Regions from separate parts of the Homo sapiens genome. Here region 2 is linked to region 1. A link is a loop called in an ENCODE intact Hi-C map of the cell type or tissue named here. Cell type or tissue: endothelial cell of umbilical vein. All regions are shown on one strand. Links, peaks and the distances in the headings refer to the core of each region. The heading gives the core; the rest is flanking DNA.

Region 1 (4,712 bases), core at 1,398-3,897:
AAAAGAATGTCCAGCCTACTTCTAGGAAGCTTCTAAAAGTAAACTCAAAGAAATTAAAATTTAAAACTCCAGTTTTTTCTGTCCATTCACAAGTTTTTATGATGATAAAAAATGTCAGTTATGTGATAAGATGTCAGGCATTTCCACTCAGTGAAATAGTTAAATTTTATGGTTCTCTTTTATTCAGTTCATCTTTTTCTTTCCTTTCCTTTACTTGTGTTGTGTTTGTTTGTTTGTTGTTTCTTCTTCCCCTTTCCTTGCCTTTCCTTCTTTTCCTTCTTTCTCTCTTTTTTTTCTCTCAATGTTAAGTACATAAGTGCACCTAGTAGTTCACTTTAATAAGCATTTACTTTCAGATTTCTAGATAAGGTTCCAGCAAGACTCTGATAATACTTATTTAAGAATCCATCATCCTGTGTTTGGAGATGATTAATAGTGGAGGATTCTTGTTTGTACGAAAGCCACGAGCTAAATCTGTGTTACTAAATGCAGGGTCATTCACAGGCTAACCTAGCATAATTCCCTTCCTGAGTGTACTAGAATGTCAGACACTTCAAAATGGTACCTGTAGAGACAAGCTTCTTTTTTTAACCTCAGAATTGGTTTTATTCATAGATCAGATTGTCAGAACTACTGGCTTAGTTATTTACATTTGTTTTATGTTCAGCTGTCTGCTTGATTTATACTAATGTGATATGTTCCCTTTCTCTCTTCAGCTTAATAACTGGTTTATATTTTGTTTTGATTTTTCAGTCCCGTCTTTTACCTTCACACCAACAGGTATATATTTGCACTTACCCTCCTCCTTTCCATTGTTAGTTTGGCATGTGTTCCACTATTGTGTTTCTGTTTTTATTTCATTTTCTGCAGTAAGTTGGGGGAAAGAACTTAAAGTGGAATGTAATACTTGATTTACTCACACCAGGCATGTGTTTAAGGTAGAAATGGTTGGTGTTGCTTTTCATCCATTCGATGCAATTATTTATTCACAATTCCACACTGGATCTTGGCCTTGTTTGCATGTGTTTCATTAAGTAGACACACTGTCTCTACCTTCAGCATGATTTAACATGCTAATGATCTTATTGACTACTTCAGACTTGACAGTGCATTTTTCAACTTAAGCTTTCAAGTTTTCCAACAAAAATTTCTCTCCCTTATAATTCTCTGTCCCCAGAATCAATATTGTTAAAGGTAACCACAATATCCAGCACATGTGAAAGATAGAACTTTTCGTTTTCCCTAAGTCAGAATCCTAATATTCCGTTCTATCCAATTTCTTTCAAAATGGGTCCTCTTCTGTCATATCACCTCCAGGAAAAGATGTACGTGTAGTTGTGCCCTCTCAGTTTTAATCCAGTTATTGTCATCACTGGGAGCAGTTATCTCTCTATAACAGACTTCCAGTTTGGAGTTCTTCTAAGTAGCAGAACTTGGCAGCTTTAAAAACACATTTCTTCTTAGAAAATGTGTCTGTATTTACAGAAAAGCTAATCTTCTTAACCACTTAGCCTAACTATGTGAAAATCTTTTTTTTGTTATGGTTAAATTTTTCCATCCCAAATTTATTAAGCTGAGGATGCTTTCAAGAGCATTATAATATATTTTGATTATCTATACATGTCTGATGAAAATATAATGAGAAATAATTTGCAGAAGCCACAATAAAAAATAGGTCACATGAATTAATAGTCACAACTTGGCATACATCTTTGTGTGTAGAAAGGTTTATTTTAACATTTCTCTTTGACTTACTGGTACTCATACTTCCGGGAAAATAATCTAGTAGTTTTTTTTTTTCCTGAGTTTAAGTTTACACCTATATAAAATTATGAAATTATGTGCTCCAATAATAAATTCAAAATGGAAATCCATCGGAATGCTAATGTACAGATGTGTAACAGTTATATTTAATAAGTGTACTGATGTTTTGCTTTTTCTTGATTCTCCACCTTATTGGAATTTGAAGAAAATAAGAGTGATATATAGATATCTAATTATATATATAATTAGATATATGATATGTATATCTAATTCTATACAATATTTAAAGAAATGTCACTAGTTGAATCAATCTGTTACGTCATGTGATTTTTGCAATGCTTCTGTCTAGGAAGACAGAAGGAATTCCATTTTAGAAAGAAGCTCATGAATGTAATAGCTTTTGATATATAAATATGTCTATTAATTGTTCCTTTTTTTTTTCGTAACATTCTAGTAACTTACCAGAGAGGAGGCGAAGCTGTCAGCAGTGGAGGGAGGTAATTATCTTGCTTGTTTTGTAGATCCTACAGGGAATTCCAAATATTTCTTCATCTTCCTCAATGACACCACTTTCTCTGCTTAAAAAGTCTAACTTAAAGGTGGAATTTATTTAGTTCCTTGACGAAGACTCCATTCAGCTATGCTGTTGAAACAAGCTGTTTACACACAAATGTAGTTGATTGGAGTAGTTGCATCTTAGTCAGTGACCACTAGAGGGAGGACTTTAACTGAGAAAGAGACTTGCTGATTTAGCAAATGATTAAAAGGAGTTAAAGTGACTAAGCGGTGGCATTTATGAAGATTAACAAATACAGCTAGTTAACTAATACTATCCAAGAAAAAGAGTTCATTTGAAAAACCTGCTGAACACAGCAATTGCTCATAAGTTGTAGGTTATGTTTGTTTATTCTTGTTATGAATTCAACATAGTTCACTTCCCCATTTGCAGGAAAATGTGTTGAAATAAAAGAGGAAATCTGGGTAACTTGTTAACAAAGAATGTTTTCCCTCCTCTAATTGAAATGAATCTCATATTTATGATTTTTAAAGTAATTATTATTCAGTGAACTTTAATATATTCACAGAGAAATCACAAATTGATGTGACAACCAGCTTAAAGGGGCTGAAATAAGGTATAAGTTATGTGATGAGCCAAGCTTCAGAATTTTTCACAATAAGATGTTTTTTTTTTCTCCAAAACAGTAACATCTAGCTTACAGTGTAAAAAAAAAAAAATCTTCCAACCAAAACCATCTTATAATTCAAATTCAGTGAACTTACTAAATTCCCTTCTTTGTACAGCTGTATAACATGACTGCTACTAGAAAGATAACAATGAGTAAGATATTATTCCTAAATTCAAGGAACATACCACCGGATAAGAAAATTACTGAATTTAGTATATAACAAAGAGTGGTTTAAAAAAAAAGAAGGTTGACCACCTTTAGCCAATGCTGTACAAATTTGGCAACAAGTACTAATCTTTTCTTTCCTGGGTATTGCTAACTTCCTGTTTTCATACCTGTGAAACAAAGCCAGCCAGTGACAGACCCAAAGCTAGGGAGGTTTTCATAAGGAATAAATCCACTTGATTCAGGAATTAAACCAGGGCATGTTTGTGCATCCAGGGGAATTCCATCTAAATCACAGCCCAGACATTCATGAAAGAGCCTCTGGCATAAGAACATTTTCTCGTGGGTGAATCTGGAATACCTGATTTTATAACCACTTCATTACATGTGTATATTTCAACCTCCTCACTAATCAAAGCATGTGAAAGTGCTTCTTGAGTGTCTTTGATATGTTCTTCACTAGCCTCTGTGCGTGGGTGTGTGTACACAAGTATCACACACACATACAGAAAAATAAGCTTGGTTCCTACTCTAAAAGAATTTACAACCTGGATAGAGCAAACTGGCACATGGGAAACAATGGCAGGAATGCATAGGTAGCAAATGCTAGTTGCCACGGCAGGATGGAAAAATTACAAAGTTCCTGAGCTATTTGGAAAGCTCACTATATCACAAAACAAACATAGCTTTTTAAAGTTAAAAATAAAATCCCTGTCAGTGAAACTGATTTATTTCAAATAGTAAGTAGAAATGATCATTTTCCTAAATGAAATGCTAAACGATGTTGGGATGTTACGGAGGCAACAGTTCAATAAAGATTTCAGAGTCAATGCTCAAAATGTCAGTTATATACAAAATTTTAGAATTATTTATTCATGCAATATATTGAACACTTACTATGTGACAGGTGCTAGTTTACTTACTTGGGAAGCATCAGTAAGCAAAGTGTATAAAAATTCCTGCCCTTCCAGACCTTACATTATAGTGGCGGAAATGCGAGATGAATAATAAACATTTTTTTAAAAAGTCAGCTGTACAATATCAGCAGTTGATAAATGCTACGGAAAAAATAAAATAGGATGAGGACAATAAGGATGCTTTACGAAGGGGCCTCATTCCTAGCCACTTACGGATGTGTGTGTCATTGTGTGTGTATGTGTGTCTGTGTCTATGTTTCGTGATCTAGTGAGATCAGAGAGGGAATAATGAACCAAACTCCTACACTGACTTCTCTTGTGTCTGCCCCTTAAGCACTGGTTTCCCTCATGTGTTTCAGACTTTCTGAGTCCTCACTGGACCTCCTACCTCACATAGTTAATGACACCAAAGCCAAAACCTTCCAGCCATCCTCTTGGACCTCCTGTATCCATTACTGCATTTTGTTGATGCTGTCTCTTACTCCTTTCACTCTCATATTGTTTCATTTCAAGCCCTACTTCTCCTTTGCCTAATCTATGACAAAAGCTCTCAGGAGTCCTACCTTTATCTATAATACCTTCATTAGCATTATTTCCTGCTAATTCCCTTTGCTCACTGGAGACAGAACGATCTTTTGAAATGCATATTGATCATGTTTCTGAGCTCCAGAAAATCCCA
Region 2 (4,712 bases), core at 839-3,338, 500 kb after region 1:
AATAGCCAAGATTTGGAAGCCACCTAGTGTTCTTCAACAGATGAATGGATAAAAAAAAGTTGTACCTGTACACAATGGAGTACTATTCAGACATATAAAAGAATAAAATCCTGTCATTTGCAACAACATGGCTGGAACTGGAAATCATTATATTAAGTGAAATGAGCCAGGCACAGAATGACAAATATCACATTTTCTCACTTATTTGTGGGATCTAAAAATCAAAGCAATTGAACTCATGGAAATAGAGAGAAGGATGATTACCAGAGGCTAGAAAGGGTAGTGGGGGTGGGAGAAGGTGGGGATGGTTAATGGGTATAAAAAGATTAGTTAGAAAGAATGAATAAGCCCTAATATTTGATAGCACAACAGGGTGACTCTAGTTAATGATAATTTAATTATGCATTTTAAAATAACTAAAAGAATGTAATTGGATTTTTTGTAGAACAAAGGATAAATGCTTGAGGGGATGGATACTCCATTCTCCATGATGTGATTATTACACATTGCATGCCTGTATCAAAACATCTTATGTACTCAGAGAAATATATACCTATGTACCCACTAAAATTCAAAATTAAAAATTAAAAAAAAAGAAAAATACAAAAAAAGAACCAAATGGAAAATCTATAACTGGAGACAAAAAGAAAATGTCATATCTACTGCTTATCATGACGTGAATTACTAGTCATCTGTGGAATGGCTTTCCTTTATTTTATCTCATTTGTTCTTCATAATCATTCATTGGGTTGCCATGATTAGCTTTATTTTAAAGATGAAGGAATCAGGTCTCAGAGAGGAGAGTTTACTTTCCTATGGCAACACAGCTAGTAAATATTGTAACCAAGATCATAAGCCAGACCAGTAACACCAGAAATGATATTCTTTTATTTGTCTTTAACTTTCTGGTTACTACTGATGGAAATCTTTTTTTGTTGTTGTTTTGTTTTGTTTTGAGACGGAGTCTCGCTCTGTCGCCCAGGCTGGAGTGCAGTGGTGCGATCTCGGCTCACTGCAAGCTCCGCCTCCCGGGTTCACGCCATTCTCCTGCCTCAGCCTCCCGAGTAGCGGACTACAGGCGCCGCCACGACGCCCGGCTAATTTTTTGTATTTTTAGTAGAGACGGGGTTTCACCATGTTAGCCAGGATGGTCTAGATAGATCTCCTGACCTCGTGATCCGCCCGCCTCTGCCTCCCAAAGTGCTGGGATTACAGATGTGAGCCACCGCGCCCGGCCTAATGACAGAAATGTTTAACTGTAGTCGATCAGAGACCAAAGCTGATGGAGAAGCCACTGTCTTGAACTTTGAAGATTATTATGCCACAGGAAAAAGAGAGCTCTAGAACTATCCTCAATGTATACAAGGGTCTAAAATGTTATGAAGTCCCATATAAGGGAATATCATTTTATTAGTCAATATATGAGTTTTGCGTAATTTGATTATCGCTAAAATCTACCACCAGAAAGGTGGGGTCACAAAGCTAGATGTACATGAATTAAATATCAGATCAACACATTATACCAACTATTTTGCAATAGCTAGTCATAGCAAGGAAATAACACCAACTTTAGGGGAAAAATCACAGAAATGGAAATTCTCACTACAGCTATATAAACCTTGGGCTTTCTTGGATGGATGGCTCTTGCTCCCACTGCAGATGAGAATGCTCTGTCCACACTTTCCTAGTATTTGAAAAAGCCCAGAACCCTGGGTATCATTCAGATGAGAGCCCTCATACTGAATTCAATTCATGGTGGCAGTGTAGGCATCTATCAGAGAAAGAGAGAGGATAAATACCTATCAGGAAACTTTACCACTGGTTGAGGGACTGTGGGAATAAACCCTACAGGTTAAGTCCCTGTATTCCCCTTACTTCTAGTCCAAAAGAATATATGTGTTTGTGTGTAGATGGAAAAATTTTAGTCTGGTTGATTGGGTAGCTTTTTATATTGAATAACTTTTATATTAAATAGATTTTTGTTATGTCAAATAACCCTATAATAAATAAGTTAGATGGAAAGGCTAATTCTGGTTAGCTTCTACTTATTATGTCAAAGGTAGTGTAATCAATGTGACTCAGCTTATTGTGGATCTTAGATTCCACGTAGTATTGACAAGCTTGAATTGATAATAAAATGCTCTCTCTCAAAAGGGACTAATACACACAAATTGTTGGATACAGTTAATCACATGTTTCCATCAAACCACAAGATTGCCAGGAAATAAAATCCTATTATGTGTCAGGAAGTGGAGAGAACTGGGACTATTTGGCAAATACCATTAATAACTACAGTGAACCAACAGTGAATTTCCTGCCTGAAATTCAGATTGAATGTTGACCATGTGTGAACTCAATTTTTGCACTGACAGGAAGAGTTTTAAGAACTAGATCATCTACCAATATTTTTTCTCATGTTACATTGCAATTTGTTGGATTTCTGATTCCTTCTCTCTTGCAAATGCCTTGAGTGAGTCTACACCCTCTTTAAACAGTTATTTGTTCATCCTAGATAAAGCTCCTTCATAACTTTTCTAGACCAGAATAACATTGTCCAGCCAACCCTGCTGTTAGCCATGCTCCAGCATCCCCATTTCTTCCTCATCTATTTGATTACTGGTTCCATAATGCATAGAATTTCCAAGTTGAATTTTCACAATACTGCTATTTCACATGAATGCACACACCTCAAATAGTATTCTGAAATTTCTGGCAGCAGAGTTGGCCCAGGGGAAAACATTTTCCGTCAGGAAGCACACACGGGGTCACAATCATACAGCTCTGACAGAGAGGTCTAGCAGCGTAGATCATATTCTCCAATTCTGCCATTTCAGCGCTTGCGCTATTTTCCTGCATCCAGAAAGTAGTGGAACTTCACAAAGAAATTGATTCCATTTATAAACTGGGGCACTAGGTCAAATCTGAATACCTGCAGAAAAAGCTATTGAAAGTTTCTTACTTTCCCTCCAGTCAGCAAGAAATCTTAAGCTTTGTGAAGGCTCAAGATTGGTTCTCTATATCTGTGCCTGAATCATCAAGTATTGAATTAGGTTACTTCCTATAGAATTGAGTACAGTTGTTCTTAATTGTACAACTCACTTAAGTCACTCAAATTGTTTAGCAAATTCATCTGTAGCCTCAGCATTCAAAATTAATATAGTCTGAAAATTAAATGTAAAGAGGCTTTTCAACCCATACTTTGAGAATAATAGTTCAATCCTTGATTTTTAGCAGAGCACTGTCTGGTAGAAATATAAAGCAAGGTATGTATGTAATTTTACATTTTTTTAGCAACCACATATATAGTAAAAAGAAAGGGGTAAATTACTTTTAATGAGATATTTTATTTAAGACAGTACATTTAATATTATCATTTCCACATGCAATCAATACAAAATAGTTTGCTGAGATATTTTTATTCTCTTTGTTTGCACCAAGCTTTCAAAATCTTGTGTGACTTTTATACTTACGGCACGTCTCAAATTGGAATAGACACATTTCAAGTGATCAAGAGCCTCATGTGGTTATTGGCTACTATATTGAATAGGGCCCTTCTGGTAGATTTCCCAGGCATTTGAGAAAGCATGTTTGTCACCAGTTATAATTTATCTTTAACTTAATCTTCTTGGGCAAAAGGTCAACATGCCTAATATATGTTACAGTGCCAGCACACATCAAGGGCTCAATAAATATTTACTGAATGTTTTTAAGTTTTCATTTACAAATATTTACATATTCATTCAGCTGCTGCTATGTGCCAGGTACTTTTCTAAGCATTGAGGAATTAAGCACTGACCAAAATAGACAAAATGTTTCCAAGGAGTTTAACTTCTAAAAGTTTGTCCCTTTAAATTGATGACAAATAAAATTACAAAAATATCAAAACAAACCGTACAATAAGTCAATAGCTTGTGTTTTAGATGGACTTCTTGCTCCCTAAATATCTTCTCTGTTAGTCATTTCCACATTCCACCTATTGCACATCACCTATGACTCTCTGACTGCCCAGGATTTTCTACTGCAACATCACGCATGAGCTTGCCGTCTTCAAGCTTCTTACTGTTTTTCAAGCAGAGCAGCTTTTTTAATGTTTCTAGGCCTCTGATCTTCTCCATCTCAGATAGCTGTTAAGTCCTTACTCATAATTCAATGCCAAGTTCAATTAGTACCTCTTTCATAAGCTTCTCTTTGCTCCCAATTTCAGTTTTTTACTCTTTCTTTGTTGCTCACAGACGTTGTGCAGGTCTTTATCATGCCATTTATTTTGGATTGTAATTGTATGTCAATTCTTCCCCCATTAGATCTTTACTTATTTGCTTTAGCTCTTGTAACTTATAGAGAGACTGATATGACAGGTGCTGAAAGAATGTGTGTGGGAAGGATTGATAATGTACCCATTTCCTATCTTAGTCTCTTATATTCATTCCTGATCCAAAAGAAACTGCATTCATGGACTTATGTGCCACAGTGTACCTTCTGATATTTTTGCATCTTATCAGTGTTCCTTCTCATCAGAATTTTAGGGAAATACCAGGAGAAAGACCAAGTCTATTATACCATGTTGGCAGTGTTTTCCTCTTCTTAGGAAAGAATAGCACTTGTATCTAAGTAATAGTCCATTATTTTTAATTTCCCACTTTCATTTTTGGGCATGTTTTTTGGCATCAATATTTCATAGGCTTTGTGGTTTTCCAGTGCTTAATCAGGAAAGC

What was found. A loop is a pair of places that touch in the nucleus more often than their neighbours do. Peaks named below come from ENCODE experiments on the same cell type or tissue, not always from the same donor. Only the 100,000 strongest peaks of a DNase experiment are listed, where the experiment ranks them.
Region 2: a loop joins it to region 1, with 8 times the contacts of the local background. A loop is called at or near these places in 3 of 110 quality-filtered maps.

Annotation. Positions count from the first base shown.
Region 1 is chr3:78,643,697-78,648,408 of GRCh38, reverse strand. ROBO1 (roundabout guidance receptor 1) reads left to right here. Exons shown (of 31, transcript NM_002941.4): 20 at 754-780; 21 at 2,219-2,261. Among named protein-coding and RNA genes, the nearest start is that of LINC02077, 600 kb to the right of the region's middle. In endothelial cell of umbilical vein, for the core only: a CTCF peak has its summit at 2,455 (motif pointing right); a DNase peak (open chromatin) is centred at 2,488; H3K27ac peaks cover 271 bases.
Region 2 is chr3:78,140,746-78,145,457 of GRCh38, reverse strand. No RefSeq gene overlaps it. Among named protein-coding and RNA genes, the nearest start is that of LINC02077, 94 kb to the right of the region's middle. In endothelial cell of umbilical vein, for the core only: no CTCF peak of the experiment used is centred there; a DNase peak (open chromatin) is centred at 2,257; H3K27ac peaks cover 1,777 bases.